Regions from separate parts of the Homo sapiens genome. Here region 2 is linked to region 1. A link is an interaction called in ENCODE POLR2A ChIA-PET data of the cell type or tissue named here. Cell type or tissue: CD4-positive, alpha-beta T cell. All regions are shown on one strand. Links, peaks and the distances in the headings refer to the core of each region. The heading gives the core; the rest is flanking DNA.

What was found. ChIA-PET counts read pairs that join two places held together with the same protein. Peaks named below come from ENCODE experiments on the same cell type or tissue, not always from the same donor. Only the 100,000 strongest peaks of a DNase experiment are listed, where the experiment ranks them.
Region 2: POLR2A ChIA-PET joins it to region 1 with 11 read pairs; 22 of 35 experiments call an interaction of 5 or more read pairs at or near these places.

What each region holds. Positions count from the first base shown.
Region 1 is chr5:140,544,828-140,550,195 of GRCh38, reverse strand. ANKHD1-EIF4EBP3 (ANKHD1-EIF4EBP3 readthrough) reads right to left here. Exons shown (of 36, transcript NM_020690.6): 35 at 1,120-1,290; 36 at 620-962. The coding sequence ends at 959. It overlaps EIF4EBP3 (eukaryotic translation initiation factor 4E binding protein 3), which reads right to left and starts at 2,534. Exons shown (of 3, transcript NM_003732.3): 1 at 2,356-2,534; 2 at 1,120-1,290; 3 at 620-962. The coding sequence starts at 2,458. The coding sequence ends at 934. It overlaps SRA1 (steroid receptor RNA activator 1), which reads left to right. Exons shown (of 5, transcript NM_001035235.4): 5 at 1-128. RefSeq lists enhancers at 1,464-2,171, 2,322-2,411, 2,172-2,878, 2,879-3,587. In CD4-positive, alpha-beta T cell, for the core only: CTCF peaks have their summits at 2,223 and 2,424; DNase peaks (open chromatin) are centred at 745, 2,145, 2,545 and 3,255; H3K4me3 peaks cover 1,481 bases; H3K27ac peaks cover 3,405 bases.
Region 2 is chr5:140,688,977-140,694,344 of GRCh38, reverse strand. It overlaps HARS1 (histidyl-tRNA synthetase 1), which reads left to right and starts at 2,975. Exons shown (of 13, transcript NM_002109.6): 1 at 2,975-3,130; 2 at 3,401-3,490. The coding sequence starts at 3,041. HARS2 (histidyl-tRNA synthetase 2, mitochondrial) reads right to left here and starts at 2,890. Exons shown (of 13, transcript NM_012208.4): 1 at 2,589-2,890; 2 at 680-754; 3 at 291-410; 4 at 65-160. The coding sequence starts at 2,696. RefSeq lists enhancers at 2,639-2,708, 2,789-2,878, 3,039-3,268 and promoters at 2,540-2,856, 2,921-2,947, 2,919-3,040, 2,590-3,040. In CD4-positive, alpha-beta T cell, for the core only: no CTCF peak of the experiment used is centred there; a DNase peak (open chromatin) is centred at 2,944; H3K4me3 peaks cover 1,785 bases; H3K27ac peaks cover 2,155 bases.

The DNA of each region.
Region 1 (5,368 bases), core at 1-5,000:
GAGATACTACTGTTACAGAGATTAGAACCACATTGAGTGGGGTTTTCTGTGTAAATCGAAGGAGAAAAAGACCAGATTACTGAGATTGGGGATTGTAACTCTGACTTGCCAAACAAACTGCTGCCTCATTTTGGGTTTCAGTGTGAACTCTAAGGTCTCTTGTAACCCTTTGAGAGAGGTACTTGGTGGACTATCATGCTGTGAGAAGGGTACAAGGTTTTTGGTGTTGGAATAGAGGAACTGGTGCTTAGAGGTGGGAAGCAGAAAAGGCACAGGGAGAGACAGGATGGCTATAGGCTGGGACAGCACCTCTTTTCCAAGAGTCCTGCTTTGGAATGGATAGGGGAGGGGCTGCTGGGGGGCCCTGGTTCCAGGAAGGCTGCTTCCTGGGAAGACAGGAACAGCCCTTGGCAGTGGCCAAGCTATTGCTGTTTATGGTTTGGAGGCTCATGTAACCTGCCACTGTAGCGTGCCTCAGGTTCTAATTGCTGCTGGAAGTGGGCCTGGTGGGAGCTGGGAATGATCTGAGGCCTCTGAGCTTAACCAGGCCTGCCAGGGCCTTCAGCTGTGTGGCTGAGATGAGAAAATCAGCATTGAGGAGAACACTGGAGCCAAGGCATTTCTTTGAATGTTTACTAAGCAGTCAGAAGGTGACTTACTCCATTCCCCAGTTCCAGCCCCTGAGCATAGAGGGTTTAGGGTTAGGAGGAGTACCACAGACTGAAGAGGAAGTAGAGTTAAGGGCTTGGCAAGTTGCCCACTCCTATCCCTGGTCTAGCTGCCTCAGAACTAAAGGAGGCCTGGAACTAACAAGTCACTCCCTTCCAGATTAGATGAGGCCAGCTGGCCTTTGGATGCCCCAGGAAGAGGTGGTGGCAGCAGTGGCATGAGGGATCCCTCTGTAACTCCACATGCCAGGTCATCTGCACTGGATTAGATGTCCATTTCAAATTGTGCGTCATCTGGAGAGAGAAAAGGCAGGAAGACAGGTTGCTGGTCTGAGGATCTGCAGGCTCAGCATCAGTGCAGAAACCCCTCTTGGAACTGAACCCCCGCACTGTGTCACAGTGGCATTTGAACTCAAAGGCTGGGACAATTCTTAATTCCTGCTTTCCTTACCGGGTATCTCTTCCTCTGTCTCCTGCTCCTTCAGCTCCTCCAGCTTGGAGAGAGGGGCTGTTGGAGGAGTTGTGACCCCGGGAATCTGAGGGAGGCAGCAGGGGGGTGTCCGGGCAATGGGTGAGTTCTTGCACTCCAGCAGGAACTTTCGGTCGTAGATGATCCTGGTGCCTGTCAAGGGGTTGGGACTGAGGTAAGAGTCAGGAGCTTGGGTACCGAGGTGACTGGGGTCCCAGACTCAGGCCTTTTGGGGCCTGGAGGTGAGGGTGGTGTCAAATTTCCCTGTGTATCAAAGGACATCGGCTCTGAAGCCCAGCTAGGTTCTCAGCAGACAAGCCTTCATAGTGCTTAAAATCTTCCAGACCTAACCAAGATGTGGGTATAAAGCAAGGGGGGCATCCCAGCTGGTATAGGCAGGGGCTTTATGTTTGGGAGAGCTTCAGATCTTGGCTCTAAGAGGAACACCAAACTTTGAGTTCAGGTACTTCATGCTGCTCCTCTACCACTCTGAAACCTCTGCTTTGGTCTCACCAGTGAAGGTGAGACCTAGACTAACAGCCTCAGGTGGTTCAAGAAGTGAAATAGCAGTTGTGAAGGGTTCCACCCAGTGCTGTTACCTGGGCTATCTCCTGCAGGGAGGAGAAACGTACTGTTCTAATCCTGACCCCTCCCAGGTCCTATAAGGTTCACACTAGCTCAGAGGAACTTGGCCCGCATAATGTCCTCAAAGGGTCCTGCCCTGTTCCTCCCCTCCGCTTCCGCGTGGCAGGAATCCCTGGGTCGGGAGCCCAGCAGCTCGTGATCCCAGGCTGCTCGCCCAACCAAACAGACGCCAGCCAGCAGCACAAAAACGGAGCAACTGCCCCAACTGTTCTAACTACTCCACTTCTCAAGACCCGGTGCTTCCGGCTGAGGTCACGCTCAGTAGGGGGCCCTGGCCCCTATTCCTAGGAAGCAAAGTCGCGAGGGGTAAGGAGCGTGTGTAAGGCTCCAAGAACCCAGGCCACAGTGAAGGATTACAGCCCAAACACCCGGAAGCTAGGCTCATGGCCTTGTTGCATCACTTAGAAGTTTTTGGGAACTGAGCTTCCGCTCCAAACATTCTCCCCCAAAGCTACAACCTGTAGAGGGGCCTGCGGACAAGTCTTAGGTCTGTCCCTCCCCTACCCCCGCCCCGCAACAACACGCACGCGCTAATATGTCCGCAGCCTGCGGACCCCTGCCCGGCCCGCTGACCTCCGGGGGTAGTGGCGTATAGCGTGCCCCCCGGCGTGGTGCTGTAGCAGTCGGGCAGCTGGTCCCGGCCCCCGGGAATCGGGCAGCTAGTGGACGTTGACATAGCGAGCGGGAGGAGCAGCAAAGTAACCGCCTGGCGTTGAGGTCGAGGAGCGCAGCTCTGAGTCTGAGGCGGACTCAGCCGACCACGTGCAGCTGCTGGCAACAACACTAGAACAACGTCACGCCCAGGGCGGGCCACCGGCCGTCACTCAACCCGACGGTCCCGCCCTATCTGCTAGGAAGCCAGCCCGGTTCAGAGAAAGCTGGAAATGCGTCCAAAGTCCCAGGCCCCACACCAGCTTCCAGTTCCTGCTGGCCCAGCGCTGGCCAACCTGCCTGAGTGCTGCAGCAGCTCAGCTATTTACTGTTTATAGCCGGGAGCTGGGGGCAGGTGAAGTAGGGCAAGCGTTTTTATCCTGTATTAGTTCACCCATTCCTTGCCAACTTTTGGATAGTAAAGCACTATGATTAGCCAAAGTCACACATCTTGCAGGAAGGGAAGCTGGGATTCAAATCTGACTGCATCTGATTCCAGGACTGTGCCCTTAAGCCCAGCTGTGTACTGCCTCCCATAAACAGTAACAGTACAAGGCCGGGTGCGGTGGCTCACGGCCTGTAATCCCAGCACTTTGGGAGGCTAAGGCGGGTGGATAGCTTGAGCCCAGGAGTCTGAGACCAGCCTGGGCAACATGGTGAAACCTAGACTCTACTAAAAATACAAAAATTAGCCGGGTGCGGCAGCATGCGCCTGTAGACCCAGCTACTCGGGAAGCTGAGGTGGAAGGATAGGTTGAACCCAGGAGGCGGAGGTTGCAGTGAGCGGAGATTGCACCACTGCACTCCAGCCTGGGTGACACATGCCTTGATGGCCTGGAGCACAGCAGGAAGGGGAAGGTCAGTGAGGGCTGGTCATCTTTCTGAAGAAGTGGTACCTGGACTAATAAAAGGATGAGTCAAGTTTGGGGGCTACAGCTGAGGCATCACCAGTCAGAAGGCCTGCCCTTTGATCTCTTTGCCAGTTAACTAAGGAGGGGCAGGGGGCTAGTGAGGAGGGCTTGGTCTTTAGAAGGAAAGAAAGGTCAGAGAGTTTGGCCTTGGAGTTTTTTTTTTGTTTTTTTTTTTTATGTAGACACAGTGATATGACAGGCTGGAGCAAGGTGGTGGGATTGGTGAAGATGTATATATGCTGGAAATCTTGAATTCATCAGGCTGTCCTGTTTGGCTTCCTCAAAATCAATACTGCCTCCACTGTCCCTTCCCCTCACCAAAAATTAAGTATAGACCACCTGACTGCATCCATTTATCAATATTAACTCAGCTCTGGCTTCATCAGATTTCTCCTTAGGTCTGATTTCTTCACTCATTTAAAAAAAGATTGCTTCTCAAACTATTTATTTTCTGAGATAGGGTTTTGCTCTGCTGCCTAGGCTGGAATGCAGTGGTGTAATCTCAGCTCAATGCAAACTCTGCCTCCTGGGTTCAGGCCATCCTCCCACCTCAGCCTCCTGAGTAGCTGGGACCACAGGTGCCCACCACCACACCGGGCTAATTTTTGGATTTTTTATAGAGACAAGGTTTCACCATGTTGCCCAGGCTGGTCTCGAATTCCTGAGCTCAAGTAACCTATCTGCCTCGGCCTCCCAAAGTGCTGGTGTGAGCCACCACACCTGGCCAGCTTCTCAAACTTTAATGTGCATATAAATCATCTGGAGATATTGTTAAAATGATAATTCTGATACAGTATTGGTCTGGGTGAGATTTTGGATTTTTTTTTTTTTTTGACACAGGGTCTCACTGTCACCCAAGCTGGAGTGTAGTGGTACAATCATGGCTCACTGCAGCCTCAACCTCCTGGGCTCAGGTGACCCTCCCACTTCAGTGTCCTCAATAGCTGGGACCACAGGTGCATGCCACTGTACCTGGCTAATTTTTAAATTTTTTGTAAAGGCGGGGTCTCACTATGTTGCCCAGGCTGGTCTCAAACTTGTGGGCCCAAGCGATCCTCCCAAACAGGCATCCTCCGAAACAAGAATTACAGGCATGAGCCACCGTGCCCAGCCAGTTGTGGATTTTTTTTTTTTTTTTTTGAGATGGAGTTTCGCTCTTGCCGCCCAAATGGCATGATCTTGGCTCACCGCAACCTCCGATTCCCGGGTTTAAGCGATTCTCCTGCCTCAGCCTCCTGAGTAGTTGGGATTACAGGCATGTACCACCACACCCAGCTAATTTTGTAATTTTAGTAGAAACAGAGTTTCTCCATGTTGGTCAGGCTGGTCTTGAACTCCCGACCTCAGGTGATCAGCCTGCCTCGGCCTCCCAAAGTGCTACGATTACAGGCATAAGCCACCACACCTGGCTGGTTTTTTTTTTTTTTTAAGATGGAGTCTTGCTCTGTCACCCAGGCTAGAGTTCAGTGGCATGATCTCAGCTCACTGCAACCTCTGCCTCCTGGGTTCAAGCGATTCTCCTGCCTCAGCCTCCTGAGTAGCTGGAATTACAGGAACCCACCACCGCACCGGGCTAATTTTTTGTATTTTTAGCAGACATCAGGTTTCACTATCTTGGCCAAGCTGGTCTCGAACTCCTGATCTCCAGTGATCTGCCTGGCTTGGCCTCCCAAAGTGCTGGAGTTACAGGCATGAGCCACCGGGCCTGACTGCAACTGTGAGTTTTTAATACAGTAATGCAAACGCTTCAGGGCCTCAGAAACACACTTCAGGTATCAAGGGTATGTATATTTTATTGTCCCGAAAAGGATTTTGAGTATCTTACAAAATGGTGCATGCCAAAATGAAGTGTCTTAGCAGTGCTGGAGGGTAAAGCTTGGGAACAGATTGTAGTGAATCATTTATGATAACTAACCTTTTATGCAACGTGAGGAAGTGTCTGACAGGGGGAATGGGAGAATAGGGTGGAGGATGGTGAGATTTGAGGGTAGAGTCCAGTCTAGTGAAACCAGGTGGGCAAACGG
Region 2 (5,368 bases), core at 266-5,265, 140 kb before region 1:
TTGTCAGAGAAAGCCCGCTGGATTTGGAAAGAGACAGGTCAGGCTCCAGTACTCAAAAGGATACAGTAAGGTCATAGCGGAGGGACAACAGCTCTCCACCTTGATCCTTCAGATCATACATGAGCCCAGAGTCCTCTCCATACTTCTCAGTCAGGGTTTCCTATAGGGGTCAAACAGAATGAGCCACAGTTGAAAGCATGACTCCAAAACACAGATGAGAAGCCCTTTGGGACACTGAACGCCATTGAAGAAGTGAGTGAGGTTGCACGTACTCTTTCTTCTCCCCTTACCTTCAGCTCAAATGCTGGGGTGTCCATCCCCTTTGCTCCATGACGTTTAAAGCAGCTGATAACCAAATCAAGAATTTTCTCCCTCACAACCATATGCTGAGGACTAAGATCCCTGGTACCCTGGAAACCAAAAGCAGCCATAGTGAAAACAAAAACAAAAAATAAGTCCATTTCAGACAAGGAGTTAAACTACACTTATTATGTAATCTCAGGTCTGGAGCTGAAATCTACTGAGTTCAAATGACTCTGAGCCGCACCTAGTATCTCAAGAATAGTATATATTTTTAAAATTTACTGTAAAGAACATTAAAAGGGGTCAGAGAGACATGCAAGGCAGAGGTCAGTCCTCCAAGGCACTCTAATGGGATAGGGTAGGCAAAAAGTATTACCTTTGGGGTCTTGATAATAAAATTTGGTTTCTCTTGATGTGCTTTCAGTTGGGATGTTAACACTGCCTCTGCAACCTGGCAGAAGAATGAATGTGAGATGTGGCTTCTCTGGACACTGGCCAGACCTGTGGCATCTCTGACCCTGTTGACCACCAACCTGCAAAGACTCTTCACCCTGAGCAACAGGAAGCCAAAGCACCATTTCATCTATCCCAATCTCAGTCCCACCCCAAAGAATCTATGTTGTATTTACAATTACACGTGTAATATATATGAGGTCAGGTCTTCACCACACAAGCTTCCTCACTGTATATGGATTTTTTTTTTTTTTTTTGAGACAGAGTCTCGGTCTGTTGCCCAGGCTGGAGTACAGTGGCACAATCACGGCTCACTGCAATCTCTGCCTCCTGGTTCAAGCAATTCTCCTGCCTTAGCCTCCCGAGTAGCTGGGACTACAGGCGCGCCACCACCACGCCCAGCTAATTTTTGTATTTTTAGTAGAGATGGGGTTTCACCATGTTGGCCAGGCTGCTCTTGAACTCCTGACCTCGTGATCCAACCGCTTCAGCCTCCCAAAGTGCTGGGATTACAGACATGAGCCACCGAGCTCAGCCGCATTTTTAATATTCTCAAATACTTTAAGAATCTGAGAATAATGAAGGCACTGAACAACCCACCACTACCAACACCAACCATTCAGGGGTAGGGATTATGGTGATCTTCTCCAGGTCACCGTTCCTACTGAAAGAGCAAAAATAATTTTTTTTTTTTTTTCAGATAGAGTCTTACTCTGTCGCCCAGGCTGGAGTGCAGTGGCACGATCTCAGCTCCTGCAACCTCCGCCTCCCGGGTTCAAGCGATTCTCCTGTCTCTGCCTCCCGAGTAGCTGGGATTACAGGCACATGCCACCACGCCCGGCTAATTTTTGTATTTTTAGTAGATACGGGGTTTCGCCATACAGGTCAGGCTGGTCTCAAACTCCTGACCTCAGGTGATCCACCCCCCTTGGCCTCCCAAAGTGATGGGATTACAGGCATGAGCCACTGTGCCCGGACAAAAAAATAATAATTTTTAATAAGGTAGCACTGGTTATCAGGTTTAGAGAGAGGAAAACTGTAACTTGAAGACAAGGGAACCAGCTCAAGGACACAGAACAAGCCTGTGGAATGATAAGATATGGATTTCTTGAATGAGCTAAAAAACTCAGACTGATAAGATGCTGTGATTGAATATCAATAAAAGATCTGTGCCCTATTGTTCACGATAGCACAAAGCATCTGCTAAGAGAGCATTAGAATCTTTCCGAAGTAAGGCAAAACTTAATCAGTGACATTACCAGCACGCTGTATGCCCTTCCAAAAATAGAGGATGTGGTGGTTCCATACTATGGCGATTATCTGCCCTAAGAGAAGTCCAAGTTCAAGTACACAATCCCTTATCTGCAATTCCAAAATCCAAAACTCTCTGACATCTGAAAATGTTTTTCTGAGATTCATTTTGAGGTAAATTCTAAGATGAACTCAGTCTACTTCTGATCTTTAGTCATCTCATTTACTAGGAATATTCATATATTTCGCTTAAAAATGTTACTGTTTGAGTCCAAGAGTTTCAGGAAAAAGTGTGGATATGAATTAAAATACTCCCTTACTACATATCCGTGTATAAGTCATTCATTTAATCTTGCAGCCTCCGTTTCCTCAACTGCAGAATGGAAATCAAAACTCCAACCTCTCAAGATTGCTCCAAGGATTAAATGACCAGGCATCCAAATCGCTTAGTTCAGTGTCAGTACATAGTGGGCACTCGATAAAAACCGATTGTAACACTACTGGAATACAGGCCGCGAGGCTATGCGTTCAGATCTGGAGACCCTGCTGGGACAGACCAGAGATAATTCTGTCTCGCTCACCTGGCTTTGGCAACGGACCGCCCCGGTGCACGAAGCGCAGGGCGGTCGCAGGAGCTGGCTGAGCAGCGAAGCCCAGGCCCTCCTGGGAAGAAGTCCGAGCAGGGGCATCGCGCGGCAGGACGCCGGCTTTCCGGGACAGGAACAAAAGGCCTGGGAAGGAGGCGGGTCAGACACCAGGAAGGGTGGAGGGCACTGCAAAGGCGGAACCCGCGCACCAGGGAAAACTCGGGCGTTTGCGCACCTCACTAGTCACGAAGGCTGAGGTGGGATCCTCCCAAGTTCCCTTAGTAGCCAGCTTCGGCACTTCCGGGAGGAGCCGGAAATAATTTTTGTGCTCGGCGGAGGCTCTCTAGGCGTGCGACCCAGCGACTCGATAGCCGGAAGTCATCCTTGCTGAGGCTGGGGCAACCACCGCAGGTCGAGACAGCAGGCGGCTCAAGTGGACAGCCGGGATGGCAGAGCGTGCGGCGCTGGAGGAGCTGGTGAAACTTCAGGGAGAGCGCGTGCGAGGCCTCAAGCAGCAGAAGGCCAGCGCCGAGCTGGTGAGATTTAGGCAGCAGGGGAGAGGGCCAAGGCAAAGCCTGGGAGGACGTAAAGCCAGGGTGTTCGGGACATAGGGTAGAGATGTGAGGGAAGCGACCAGTCTTGTAGGGAGGAGAGTGGGCTGCGTGGGGAGACATCCGGGGTGGGTCCCGAGAGAAACAAAGCTAGGCCTGAGCAGAGAGATGTGATGAGGGAGGAATATTGAATGAATGGCGGGGGAGGGAGGAGAGTGACAGATGGATAGCTCAGCGCCTTCTTTCCCTCCACAGATCGAGGAGGAGGTGGCGAAACTCCTGAAACTGAAGGCACAGCTGGGTCCTGATGAAAGCAAACAGAAATTTGTGCTCAAAACCCCCAAGGTAATATCATTCCTGTAGGGAGCCACTGAGAAAGTCTCTAACTCTACTCACGGGGCGCTTATGTCTGCCTCCCTAAACCAGGTCATTGAGGAGGATCTGAAATGCTGCAGAGGAGAGGACAGTCGCTCTGGGCGCTGGGCTGGACTGGACTCTACCTGAGTCATTCTGGGATGGCAAAGTGATGGCAGAAACTAGGCCAGCTGGGTGATCAGGGGAGTCAGCCTGCTGCTGCTACTCCTTCGTTCATTCAATAAATGTGTATTTAGCGCTATGTCTCTAGCACTATACAAAGCACTGAATATATACCATGGTGGACAATATAGCCTACCCTCATGGAGCTTACATTCTACTGAAGGAGAGAGACTTAGAACAAATAATCCCACACAGATTTTTTTGTTTTTTTTTTAAACAGAGTATCCTCTGTTGCACAGGCTGGAGTGCAGTGGCACATCTTGGCTCACTGCAGCCGCTGCCTCCTGGGTTCAAGCGATTCTCCTGCTTCAGCCTCCTGAGTAGCTGGGACTACAGGTGCCCACCACCATGCCCAGCTAATTTTTGTATTTTTAGTAGAGACGGGGTTTCACCATATTGGCCAGGATGGTCTTGAACTTCTGACCTCAAGTGATCTGCCCGCCTCAGTCTCCCAAAGTGCTGGGATTACAGACGTGTGCCACCGCACCCGGCCACCACATGTGGTTATGTAATTACATATTGTGAAAAATGATATAAAGAAATTAAGGTTGCTCTGAGAAAAATAAGGGAGAACTGGGGAGTCTGAGAAAGGCTAACTGAGGAAGTGATATACTAACTGATCTAATGAATGAGTAGGAGATAGCCAGAGGACAAGTGTGACAAAGATAGGTCCAGGTAGAGTATGGAAACCCTAAAGTGGGAAAGAACTTTGGTAGTTTTGAGGAACTAGAGGATGATCTACATGGCTAGAACTAAGTTAAGGAGAGTAGAGTGGAATGAGGTTGGAGATTCTGAGCTCATCCTCCAGTTCAGTTCCACTTTCTGTAAGTTCTATAAACAGAACTGTTTACCCCTTCATCTAGGTGCTCTTGGCACTTCATACATATTTGTTATTACACCAACTTTAAGTAGTTATTTATGTCGTTTATTTACCCTGAGACTGAGACTAGATGCCTAAATAGGTATAGTCAGCCCTCCATATCCCAAGGTCCCACATTCACAGATTCAACCAACTGTGGATCAAAACCATTCAGGGGAAAAGAAACGATTAAGAAAAAAAATCTGGCTGAGTGTGGTGGCTTACACCTGTAATCCCAGCACTTTGGGAGGCCACAAGGGGAGGATCATTTGAGCCCAGGAGCTTGAGACCAGCCTGAGCAACATAGTGAGTCCCTATCTCTAAAAACAAACAAACAAATAAAAACCTTTTGAAATCTAACAATAAAAATTTCAAATAAAAAATATAGTATAGCAACTATTTACATAGCCTTTACATTGTCTAAGGCATTATAAACACTCTAGAGACTATTTAAAGTATATAGGAGGATGTGCATATAATTTTATGTCAAGGGCTTGAGCATCCATGGATTTTTGGTATTCACATGGGGCCCAGAACAAATCTCCTGTGGATACTGAGGGATGATTCTATTTAATACATGTATTTGAAATTGAATTCCAAAGGAGAGGGGAGATGGTCTGTTTTCCTTGTGTTAAGGTTAATTCTTTGGGATCCTAAATTCATTGAGCTGTTTCTTTCTACATATAACTAATTTTTGAAGGTTAAAGAGACAGTGTAAAATCCCAAAGTGGTGATCATCAATGATTTTTCAAACTATTAGATGAAAAGCTTACTGTGGAATTTATGATGGATCAGTCTGTCCTCACTAGTGATCAGTTTTAACATCA